Regions from separate parts of the Mus musculus genome. Here region 2 is linked to region 1. Evidence: chromatin loops called from intact Hi-C (ENCODE). Cell type or tissue: gastrocnemius. All regions are shown on one strand. Each heading gives the region's core, and the rest is flanking DNA. Links, peaks and the distances in the headings are about the cores only.

The links. Peaks named below come from ENCODE experiments on the same cell type or tissue, not always from the same donor. Only the 100,000 strongest peaks of a DNase experiment are listed, where the experiment ranks them.
Region 2: it touches region 1 in a loop (4-fold over the local background); 7 of 42 quality-filtered maps call a loop at or near these places.

Annotation. Positions count from the first base shown.
Region 1 is chr1:39,979,884-39,986,323 of GRCm38, forward strand. Map4k4 (mitogen-activated protein kinase kinase kinase kinase 4) reads left to right here. Exons shown (of 32, transcript NM_001252200.1): 6 at 677-767; 7 at 3,256-3,386; 8 at 4,000-4,054; 9 at 5,299-5,377. Among named protein-coding and RNA genes, the nearest start is that of Map4k4, 82 kb to the left of the region's middle. In gastrocnemius, for the core only: a CTCF peak has its summit at 3,475; no DNase peak of the experiment used is centred there; H3K27ac peaks cover 2,009 bases.
Region 2 is chr1:39,612,786-39,617,785 of GRCm38, forward strand. No RefSeq gene overlaps it. Among named protein-coding and RNA genes, the nearest start is that of Gm51620, 23 kb to the left of the region's middle. In gastrocnemius, for the core only: a CTCF peak has its summit at 2,322 (motif pointing right); DNase peaks (open chromatin) are centred at 2,103 and 2,317; H3K4me3 peaks cover 198 bases.

The sequences.
Region 1 (6,440 bases), core at 579-5,578:
TGCCTCGCTGCGTTTACATCACAGGTGGATGCGTGTGTTTTCCTACAACCTCCTTCCTGAGAGATGCGACTGGACTCATTCTGGATACAGGGCTTCCAAAGTGTGTGTGCCAAGAGTGCTTGTTTGCCTAGGGAAGAAAGACTTTATTCCTACATGAGGCTGTTCTGGTGACAGAATTATTTTACACTTGAACAGGAGTGAGATATATCAGCACGTGACAGTTTGTTCCTCTGTAGTGGGAAGACAAGCCTGCATTTTAAGAGCTGGATTTTAAGGCCCCCTCTAATTCTTTGCTGTTCCCCTGGGACGAGTCTAGCTCAAATAAATTCAGTCACCCACTGTAAGATAGACTTTTGGTGTGGGAAAGGAGCCGTCCTGAACACAAATAGCACAAATTATAGCAGAAAAACCTCAGATGGCAATCTAAAGCTGTGTCATAGGCACAGCTTAAAGTGGTTGTGATCATCCCAGAGGGAAAGAAAGTCCAGCTCACTGCTCTCTGTATGTGTGGCAAGGCTGGCGGTGTCTTCTGGGAATGTGCCAAGGGTAAATTTTATGTTCTAAATGCGGATTTACAAAAACTTGGCCCACGTGTGCACCTTATTATAAAAGGGTGCTCCTGGCTGTCTATTTACAGGGACAGAGAACTGAGACTCAAATCTGCTTTTCTTTTCAGGGATTGGCACATCTCCATATTCACCACGTTATTCACCGAGATATCAAGGGCCAAAATGTGCTGCTGACCGAGAATGCTGAGGTGAAACTTGGTAGGTGGCCGGCCGGTGTGTGCCTGATGCACCGTCCTGGTGCCAGCGGGTGGCTTGCTGTGCCCCTTTGGTAACTTTGCTGTTTCTTCTCCCCTGAAGGATGAGAGGACTGGCTTACTGTTTAGCCAGCCCCAGCCTCCGCTTCATGCTTCGGTAGTCTACTCTGCCTAGATATAGCAGCCAAACAGAGTTTGAAAAGTTTTTGTTTGAACTTGGGGTGGGAGGGTGGGGTGTGGTTGATGAGGCCCAAACTCAGGAACTCATGACTGAGGTGCCTTTTCTGCCCTACACTAAGTTAAAAGTCAGACTTCGTTATGTAAGCACAGTGGTGCCTGGCATAGTGCAGTACAGGATGGAAGGATGAAGGAAAAACATTGTGAGTTTGAAGCCAGCCTGGGGTATGACGTTAGAAGGGGGATGAGTGAGAGAGGGGAGAACAAGAGAGATAGGGAGGAGTGTGTAGGGGGGTGCAGAGAGATGGGTACACAGAGAGACAGATAGAAAGATAGAGAGACAGGCACACAGACACAGAGACAAGTACACAGAAAGAGACAGGCACCCTCAGTGACTTACTGTTCTATTTCAAGAAGGTTCAGACTTCCTGCCTTGCCTTATAAGAAGTGTGGGGTCTGACCGCTACTACTTTCCTGCCCCATCATCTCAGCTCTTCACTTCTACCCTATGCCCCATGTTACAATATGGAAATTATATGGTTATTTTTAGTAATAGAATAAAGAATAAAGTCATAAAAAGTTAGCAGAGCTGCTTTCATGTGCACTCACTGCTGGCACAACGTTGTTTTTCATTACTTCTCGGACCTTGCCCCAGGACCTTTGCATATCCTGTTCTCAATTGGGAATCGATGTCCTCATTGTCACTGGTACAGTTTTTCCTATCTTTAGGGGTCTCTCTGGCCTTCTGATCTGCCTTGGACCTGTGCTTTCCTCCTATAGTGCTGTTGATAATTATAAAAATTATAATTCTATTGATATCATATGGCACTTTTCAAATAGAAGAAAATAGTCCCCTTTACTAGAATATTCTGGGAGCACAGCAGCCGGGATTGCTTTGGTCCCTGGTGTATTTTCATGTGGTGCCTGGACATTGTCTTCAGTGTTGGTGTGGGTATTCAGCGGGTGCCTCATGGGCGGCATTGCCAGCTTTCTAATGACTCAGACATGTTCTCTGTCTCCCTGAGCTACACCTGAACTTGACCCCATTTTATTTTTATGCTCTTACATTTTAAATACAACCAGCATTAACTTTTTCTGTTAAAGGGTCATGTTGTTTTCCCTTCGGACACCCAGCAGTCTGCTGCTCTTCTTTTCTTCCAAAAGTCTGAGCCATAGAAGGCTGCTCCTTAATGCCCAACTCACTGCACCCTTCTGCAGTGCCTCTGCTGCCTGGTTATCTGCAGTGCTCTGCCCATGTGGAAAGTCTCTTGGGGCTAAGCTGGGACACTCATGTTGTCCTTGCTCTGGTGTTTCCATGCCCTGACCTCATGCCACGAGAATTATACCCTCAGTCTTTCCTGGCCGAGGTGCTGGAAAGCTCAATCAGGCTTTTGGTCCTGGATTTGTCCTCTGTGTGTTGAGGAACAATCAACAAGGAAGCCAACTGTTTCCTGAACTTGTTCTGGACACAGAAGTGGAGTGTGTGACCCCTGCCTATTGTCTAGTGTTTTGTAGACCATTAGTGTGAGCTTCGTGCCCTTCTGCTGGGCTCATGTGGCTTGTGGGCTGTGATGATGGTGGCATGTGCTGATGTTCGTACACCCAGTGTGTGCTTTCTGCTGACCCTGCCTCCCTCCATCCATGGCTTTCTTCTAGCCAACATCATCATTCAATTCATGGAAAGTAGAAGTCACTCTGAAAGGGCAACTCACATCCTGAGGCCATGTGTGTCTGTCTGTCTGTCTGTCTGTCTACACGTACGTGTGTGTGTGTGTGTGTCTGTCTGTCTGTCTGTCTGTCTGTCTGTCTGTCTACACGTGTGTGTGTGTGTGTGTGTGTGTGTGTGTGTGTGTGTGTGTGGCTGCAAGTGCCAGAACACGTAATGTCAGGGAACAACTGTGAAGTCTGATCCATCTTCATGTACGCTCTATGGACTGACCTCACATCCTCAGTTGTACAGTGGGTTCCTCTAAGTCTCTTCATCTACTGAATGGTCTCACTGCCCACTCTGCATTTGTGAGTCTCTTTATTTAGTACAGTGCTGTGTGTTAGCCGCCCAGCCCTGCAGTAATCCCTCTGCCCATCCCTCAGCAGGCCAGGCTGGCCTCCTGGCTCTTCTGGACTGACCCAGGCTCTTGCAATGCAGTTTTAACATTTCTGTTCTGAGAGTGGAGGGGGAAGGGTGCAGTCCTTCCCAGTGCTGCCTCCCAGAATGGCTTGCAGCTGACAGAACCAAGCTGCCTGTGGCGGTTCCTCATAGACTTTCTTCTTCTTTGTTCATTGCGCTTCACTTCTTCTTGCTTTTTGTTCCGTAGTTGATTTTGGTGTAAGCGCTCAGCTGGACAGGACGGTTGGACGGAGAAATACGTTCATAGGCACACCCTACTGGATGGCTCCAGAGGTCATCGCCTGTGATGAGAACCCAGACGCCACTTACGACTACAGAGTAAGAACACCCACCCCCTTGCCGGGCATTTTTGTGTAAACTGTAACTTCTCTTAAACAAATAAATTGAAGTGATTATAGAGTGACCTCTAGGGACTTGAAACCATAGTGCACCTTTTTATCCAGGCATAAAACTCATATTTCATTATCTGATTCAGCTTGACTGTACTACTGTTTTATTTGTCAATAAAAACAAAACTTCTGCTTTAGTGATTGTTGTACCTGTTAGTAGTGTTAAAATTGAGTTCATAGTTTAACTGTTCCTGGTGTATTTCAGTATTTGTTGTCAATATCCATTAGTGAGAATTAATTTAAATCATTGCTACACCAAGATTTTCTTTTAATTTGAATTATTTAAATATGTATTACAGACTCATTTTTCTACTCCTTAATACATACATAAAAATTGAAACACTTTTCACCATTATCAGAATAATATCATGCTTAAGTAAATAAAAGCGATCTAATCCCTAGGGCTGGAGAGATAATAATGTCCTAGCAAGATTTGTTTTGTTTTTGTTTTTGTTTTTTACCTGAAGGATGCTTTTATTCCATTTGTATGACTGTCCAGAAATACAACTAGGCATCTGGAACATTCTCTTTTGTTTTTGCAGAGTGACCTCTGGTCCTGTGGCATCACAGCCATCGAGATGGCTGAAGGGGCCCCCCGTGAGTATCTTCCTTCCTTCTGAGCTCATTTGTTCTGTATAAAGTGATTGCCTGTAAGAACCCAAGGACACTGGGCAGAACCAGGCATGGCTGAGTGATTGGATGAGAAACCCACCATCGGGGCGGCTGCAGGTGCCCAGGGGTCTCTCAGTAACCAGTTTCCCTTTTGGAGTGCCCTGGGTCTGCAGCCTATTCATGTGCAACATCTGAAATTAATAAGAGCTCTTTTTTCTTTGCATTTGAAGAATACTGACTGAAAGGGGTCCCTCATCTTTGAAATTCTATTTATTTTGAGTTTACAAATGGAGATGCTGCCTTTTATTTACGGGGTTTTCTGTGAAGATTTGAGTTTGTTTTTCCTTGGGTTAATTCAGTAGATCGATCAGTCATAAAATTGATCTTTGATTGGAGTTGTGATAGAAGTGTAGAAAAAAATAAGGAAAACACTCTCGGCGTTTCTCCTGGCCTGCTAAGGAAGGTGTGTCCAGACACTGTATGCTGCCTCGTACAGAGTTGTGAAGAAATAGTTGCCGAAAGACTGAAACGGTCCTGACAGTTAAGAATCAGTTACTGTGCAGAAGTGGGTGTCCACCGCGAGTACTGTGTCCCTCGTGTTTCCTTATATGGTATTGAGACAGGGACATAGTGCTGGGTCATTTGTCCTAGTTTCCCTTCACTGGGATAGTGGTGTCAGCTGGTCTGGTCCCCATTCCTAGCTGCCTTACCAGTATACTGTAAGCATGTGCCTCATCTGCTGTGCCAGGCCAGTGTGTACGTCTGCAGACAGACAGTAACTGCACAGGGGTCAGCACCTCCAGTCACAGACAGCAGTGTGTGGGGGCTCCGAATGTGCGCGCTGCGTTTAAGCATTGCTTCCTTTTGAAGCACCGAAGGCCTTTACCAAGCTGTTCTGATCCTTAGACCAACCTTATAAACACGGCCGTTTTCATTATAATTTTAAAGGTGATTTAAACACTTAAATTTTTCTCCTTTTGAATTTGAGTTTATATTTATCTTTGATTTATGAAAACTTTGCAGTGTCAATTTGAAGTTGTGTATTTTTGGTCTGCTTCTATTTTATTGTTTTTTAAATGGTAAAATTCAAGTTATGGCCTAGGGTTTATAACTAGATATCTTAGCTGCTTGGCATATTTGTGGCAATTATTTGTGAATGAAGTTGTTTGTACATGAACCCCAGTGGTCAGGAGAGTAAGCCTTACTGACACCGCCATCTCCTTTCCCAGCTCTCTGTGACATGCATCCAATGAGAGCGCTGTTTCTCATCCCCAGAAACCCTCCTCCCAGGCTGAAGTCAAAAAAATGGTAAGCCCCACCTCCCCCTCCCTTCCCCCACTCTGTCGGTCCCTCTCCCCCTTCCCCCCTTTTCTATGCCTTTCTTTTCTTTTCTCCCTACCTCTCTATAGTTTCATTTTGTTCAGGAATAAAATTCTGGCCACCCTAACTTCGGTACTACAAAGTCAGCAGCCTTCAACAGTCTAAGGCACATGAGTTCTTCCTGTTGTTCTTGATTCATCGGATTTCATTTAGTCGCTAATAGCAAGCAACTCCGAAAGCCCCATAATATGAAGAAAAGGCTATGTTTAACGTTTAAGAGTTAAACATCTTTGAAGTGTAATATGTTGCAGAACATTCTTCTTCTAAAATGGCAAAGATGTGTTAAAGTCCTTTGATAACACATTTTAACATTGATGAAGGGTGTCTGGGGCCATCGGCCATGTTTGCAGGCCCTGACTACAGCAGGAGGACCATTTGAACATAGGAGTTAAAAGCATTCTGGGTAATAGAGCAAGATCCTGTTGGGGGTTAGGGTGGGTTGCAGCTATAGTTGTGATGTTTTATAAAGTGTACCAACCAGTGGCAGGGCTGAGTCTTCCACCCCACCCCCATCGTGCACACACAAAGTAAAACCTGTCATTTCTGCCTTTGTCCACTAAACTCTGGGACCTGATGAATCGAGCTCAAGCCAGTGTAAGGCTGGCTGAAGCATCCATCCGTAGATGCCCTGCGTTTGCCAACAGAGGCAGGCCCCTTGCTCATCTCTGTTTGTTATGAGACTTATGGTCATCTGTGCACCTCCCTGACCCCCACGTTAGTGAAGGCCTTTCTCTGTTCCTGTGCCTCTGCTTGTTCCATGATTTAATGGTTAGTGAGTAGTAGTAGACTTAAACTCTGTTCCTTTAAACCTGGCTGCTTTTATCGCTCTGTATGATAATGTTGTTTGTGGTGCACTGCAGGTGTGACCACAGTGACACTGCTGAGTGCTGCAGGACATTGTTAGTGTGCACTGCAGGTGTGGTGACAGTGACACTGCTGACTGCTGCAGTACATTGTTAGTGTGCACTGCAGGTGTGGTCCCAGTGACACT
Region 2 (5,000 bases), core at 1-5,000, 370 kb before region 1:
CTCTCAACTTTCCAAATGCCGTGACCCCTGTGTCGTAGTGACTCCTCGAGCATAACATTATTCCATTTCTACTTCCTAACAGTAATTTTGCTACCTTTATGAATTGTAATATTAATATTTTTGGAAATAGAGGTTTGCCAAAGGGGTCTCGAGCCCCTTGAGGAAGGCTGAGAACCACTGCCTTAAGGTAAAGAGGCCTCCTGTGAGAGTCTAACCTACAGGTTAGATGCAGGGCTGTGCCTGGGACTGGGAAGCAGGGTGGCTGTTAGTATTGCGATGGAGCTGCACCTGTGTGGGAAAACTTCCGATCAAAGACTCAGAACCCCCCAGGCATAGGTGAAGCCTTTCTTGCCAAGCTGGTTCAAAAGTTTCTGATGTGTTAGGATGTGAGGAGAAAGTCTCTCTCCCACCCACTCCAGAAAGCCTAAAAGGCTCCATAGGGCTTTTGTCTGACCTTGGACAGCTGCACAGTGACCTTGAGGGGCTTACAGTTTTCAGTTTCTCTCACAGCTGGCGCTGTCTGTTGCTTATATCCTGGCCTGATTCATAAGACTCTTACTCTGAGGTAATTATTACTTTTTCAATAAAAGCATCTGGACAGAGATATTCTTTATAAGCGATATCCACCAGAATATACTTGCAGAATATAGGACACTATAGGACAAGCAGTAACAATGATTAATATGTCCCAAGACAAACAAACCCCACGAAACATTCAAGATAAATACATGATCTTTTCCAAGTATTTATGGAAAGATGACTTTTGCACAAGATAGATCTAAATCTAGAGGGCTTGGAGAGACGGTGCAGAGGTTAAGGGCCCACAGGACTCTGCAGCAGATGGAATTCTGGTCCTAGCAGCCTTTGGGGGCAGTTCACAACTGCTTGTAATTCCAGCTCCAGGGGATCTGGTGCCCGATTCTGGCCTCTGTGGGTGCTGCACTCACATGTACAACACTACATTTAGACACACACACACACACAACTTCAAAATAAATTCTAAAATAAAAAGATCTAGATGATGTTACTTTTAGTTTAAAGATCTTGACTGCCTCATTTGTGTTTCTGGAATCCGATGGCTCTTAGTTCTATCAGATGCAGTAAGTTTTCCTGGAACCAAGTACTGAAGGCTTACTTTATAGACAGTAAAATGATGAAGAAAATAGAAACAAGAAGGGGCTTTGCGGGCTCACGCTATTCCTCTTGGAAGGCTGCGACAGGAGGATGGACCAAGAGGATGAGATTAGGTTACCTCTGGTTTCTTTGTGTGAGTGTGAGCCCCTTGGCAGAGGCAGAAGGAAGTTAAGAATCACAACTGAAACAGGTTTGGGAAATTTGAGCATTAACCTTTTCTCCTGGTTTCTCAGAAAAATGGAGAAAAACTCCCTTTTGCCTTACTGAAGGGAAGTGTGGCCAGTGCGCTGGCCTTGCGCGCACTGGCCTTGCCTGTTTGTGGCAGTCACTGCGGTCTCTCTGCTAGGCCCTCGAGAGAAATGCTCTGACCCCCGTGGCAATGGCTACAGAGAAAAGTCCACACTGTTGGAAATAGATGTGTCTGGGGCCGGTACTTTCGGGAGCCGGTGCAAGCTGCGTAGCCTCTCTAGGTGTCTGAAAACATCTGGTGCTGATACGGCTCAAGGCCAAACAACCCAAAAGCCTCGGGCGGGCGAGCTGAGCAACTCCAGGACAGGTAGGTTAACACAAAGGCAGCATCTTCTGCAGGAAGTTAGGACCCAGTGAGCTCTTGATAAGAAGAGCATTTACAAGCTTGAAGACTGCAGGGGAAGGAAGCAGATGTAATCTCCCACTACAGAAGTTCCCTTTTCTGCCCTATAAAACTCCAACCCGCCCCACCCCCCACCCCCACTCCTAAGCACATTCCCCAGGAGTGGCTTCTGCCCTTGGCTGTTCTGATTAAAGGAAAACCTGCTTCTGTAGGGTCTGGTCTCCAATGTTCTCTAGCCTGGAGCGATTCTAACAATCAGCCAACTGATCTAACTCTAGCCTCCGGCTCACACAAGGCCTGAGTAAGCACACTTGGGAAAGGCTTCTCTGTTCTGCCCTCCTCATCTTTTACAAGTAGCTGTTCCTACAGCCTGTATCTGGATCCTGGACCCTGGCGGGGGCTTCAGTAGCTGCGCTGAGGATATTGAAGAAGTAAGAGAGGAGGGCAACCCCAGGAGCGGAGGAGTAAGACCCACCTCCATCCTTATTGGACTTCCCCAAAGCATGGGGGAAGGAAAGAAGTTGAGTCAAGATGGGGTTTAATGTTTGCTTCAAGGACAAGCGACTGTAAATAAAGTTCCACTGCTCAGTCACCAGGGGGCGCACTAAATCTTTGCCTCCTACAAAATTCCCAAGTTTGGAAACTGTAAGTTTGTTAGAAACTCCCAAAGGTCCCACCGCTTATCTAGAAATGTCCAGGAGATGAAGAAACCACCGTGAGACATGGAGCAGGTAAGGACGATCAGAGCAAGAAGTGAAACCATTCATCCTCAGATACCTCGGTTCTTGCCAGGGGGATCCGACAGTAGACAAAGGGCTTCTGTGGGATGTGAAAAAACGAGGGACGTCGAGGCACAGCCAGCACTATAGCCCCCCTACGGTGAGCCAAGCAGGCTTGGGGATAATCTCGTTCTAGTGGGGAGAAACTGAGGTAGAAACGAACCCCTCGTGCTTGAAAGTTGGTGAAGCAATGAAATGAAGTCAATTCTGTCTCCAAACCAATTTTAAGTTCTAGTATGGGGGAAGACACTACAGACCAGTGTTGGTGTCCCAGTGAGCTGAGAGGAGGAGGAGGAGGAGGAGCAGGAGGAGCAGGAGGAGGAGCGAAGCACAAACAAGAAGCAAGAAGCTAAATGGTGTTCCCGGCTTGTAGAGTCAGGGTAACTAACACCAATGACCAAAAAAAAAAAAAAAAAAAAAAAAAAAAAAAAAAAATGGCTGTTGCATGCCCGGTTATTTCTGTCACCGTATCCCATCCATTGAAACTAGTCTCTCTCTCTGATCTCTCCTCTGCTTGGTTACGTTTGTGCAGCTGTGATGGAAAGCAGAGAGCCAGACAGGAGTGAGGGGCAGCAATGACCTCGTAGGCCACCTCTATCAATTGGGACTTTTGCAGCTAGGCCCCACCCCAAACATTTCCCTACCTCTGTAAACTCCATCAATGGCTGGGGACCAGTGTTCAGACCACGCAGCAAGCCTGTGGGAGACTTGTTCTTTAAAACCAGAACATCCCTTAAGTCCAATTCCTCACAAGATTGCATTAGTCCCCTGGTTTCAGCATAATGGTTTTACACTCTAGCAATTGTGACTCCATCTTAAATTTTACCCTGGTCTTTTGGGGCTCAGTGTAGAAGCTCAGTCCAAAACAATAGCCCCCAGAAATTCCTATTTCTTTAAAAATTAATATTCCTGGGCCAGGGGATGTAGCTAGGTTGGTAGAATATTTATGTTGCATGCATGGAGCCCTGAAGGGTTCAGACACTGGCAGGACACAAACCTGGATGTGGTTGATCATGCCTGTAATCTCATGTTGAGGAGGAAGGATGCTCACAAGTGGAAGGATCAGATATTCAAAGTGATCTTCTGCCCAGTGAGTTCAAGGCCACTCGCAGGGACAGCCAGATGTCTCCTATAAGTCCCTTAACCATCCTTTTAGCTACTGTAGCTGTTCCCACCTGACTTTTGCTTTGCCTACACACAGAGCCATTCCGCAGGAAGAGAAAGCGTGGCTGCTGTCTAAGTAATCCCTTGAGGGCATGCCCAGTCAAATATGTGGACTTTAAAAATGTGGACTCCAGGTTTACAATGGGAGCCAGTCCTTGGGATGGATACATACACAGAGAGTCAGCACAGAGATAAATATAGGAATTGTCCAAGGATGGAGTGTGTTATGTGGTTAGCCTGGCAACGGCAGATGCTGAGGATGCTGGCTGAATTGGTGGACCTTGATATCCACAGGCCTACTTTGTGGGCAGGGTCACTGGCTTGCTGTCCACTGTAGACCTCTTCTGCTTCTCTAACCCTTCTGAATAGGCGTGGTGGGCAAGTAGCTGCTTGGGCTTTATGGCTAGAAGGAGGAAGAGTCTGGGCTCACAGTTAGAGGGAGATCAGTTCTGGAGATAGCCTGCTCCAAGGTGTGGGCAAGGGACTGAGGACTGAGGTGGGGGTGTAGCATTTCCCAACCTTGCTGCATGAAGACCCACATCCCACTCTGGGGTGAGCTGGCATTGTTAGCCTAAGGAGAGATATTGGTCCATCCGTGAAAGCCTCAGTCTCCCATGATGGAGCATTCTCATGGGTGCTCCACATTCTTGTATGACCTTTGATGTCTTCTTTTCGCGTATAAAGCAGGACTTTTTCTTAGTCCTGGTCTGTAGGAATAACAGCTGTATTTAAAACTTACTGTTTTTAATATAGCTGTTATGCTACACCCCTACCTCAGTCCCTTGCCCACACCTTGGAGCAGGCTATCTCCAGAAATGATCTCCCTCTAACTGTGAGCCCAGACTTTTCCTCCTTCTATATTATGCCAGGCAGTGGTGGCACATGCCTTTAATCCCAGCACTTGGGAGGCAGAGGCAGGCGGATTTCTGAGTTCGAGGCCAGCCTGGTCTACAGAGTGAGTTTCAGGACAGTCAGGGGGTACACAGAGAAACCCTGTCTAGAAAAACCAAAAGCCAAACAAAAGGAAACAAACTAGCAAATGCAGGGCCTGGGCAGTTGGCTCAGTCTGCAGAGTTCTAGCACACAAACCTGAGGACCTGGGTTCCTGTAAGCCCAGTACTGGGAGAACAGATTCAGGCAGAATGCTGAGCTCAGCAACCAGCCCAGCCAACTTAGTAAGCACCAGGGTTAGTGAGAGACCTCGTCTTAAAAACAAAGTGGAGGGAGCTGGGGTAATGGCTCAGCCAGTATAAATGCCTGTTAGGTACATATATGTCCTGATTTCAAATCCCAGCACCCATGTAAAAATCCAGGCCTGGCCACATCAGCAC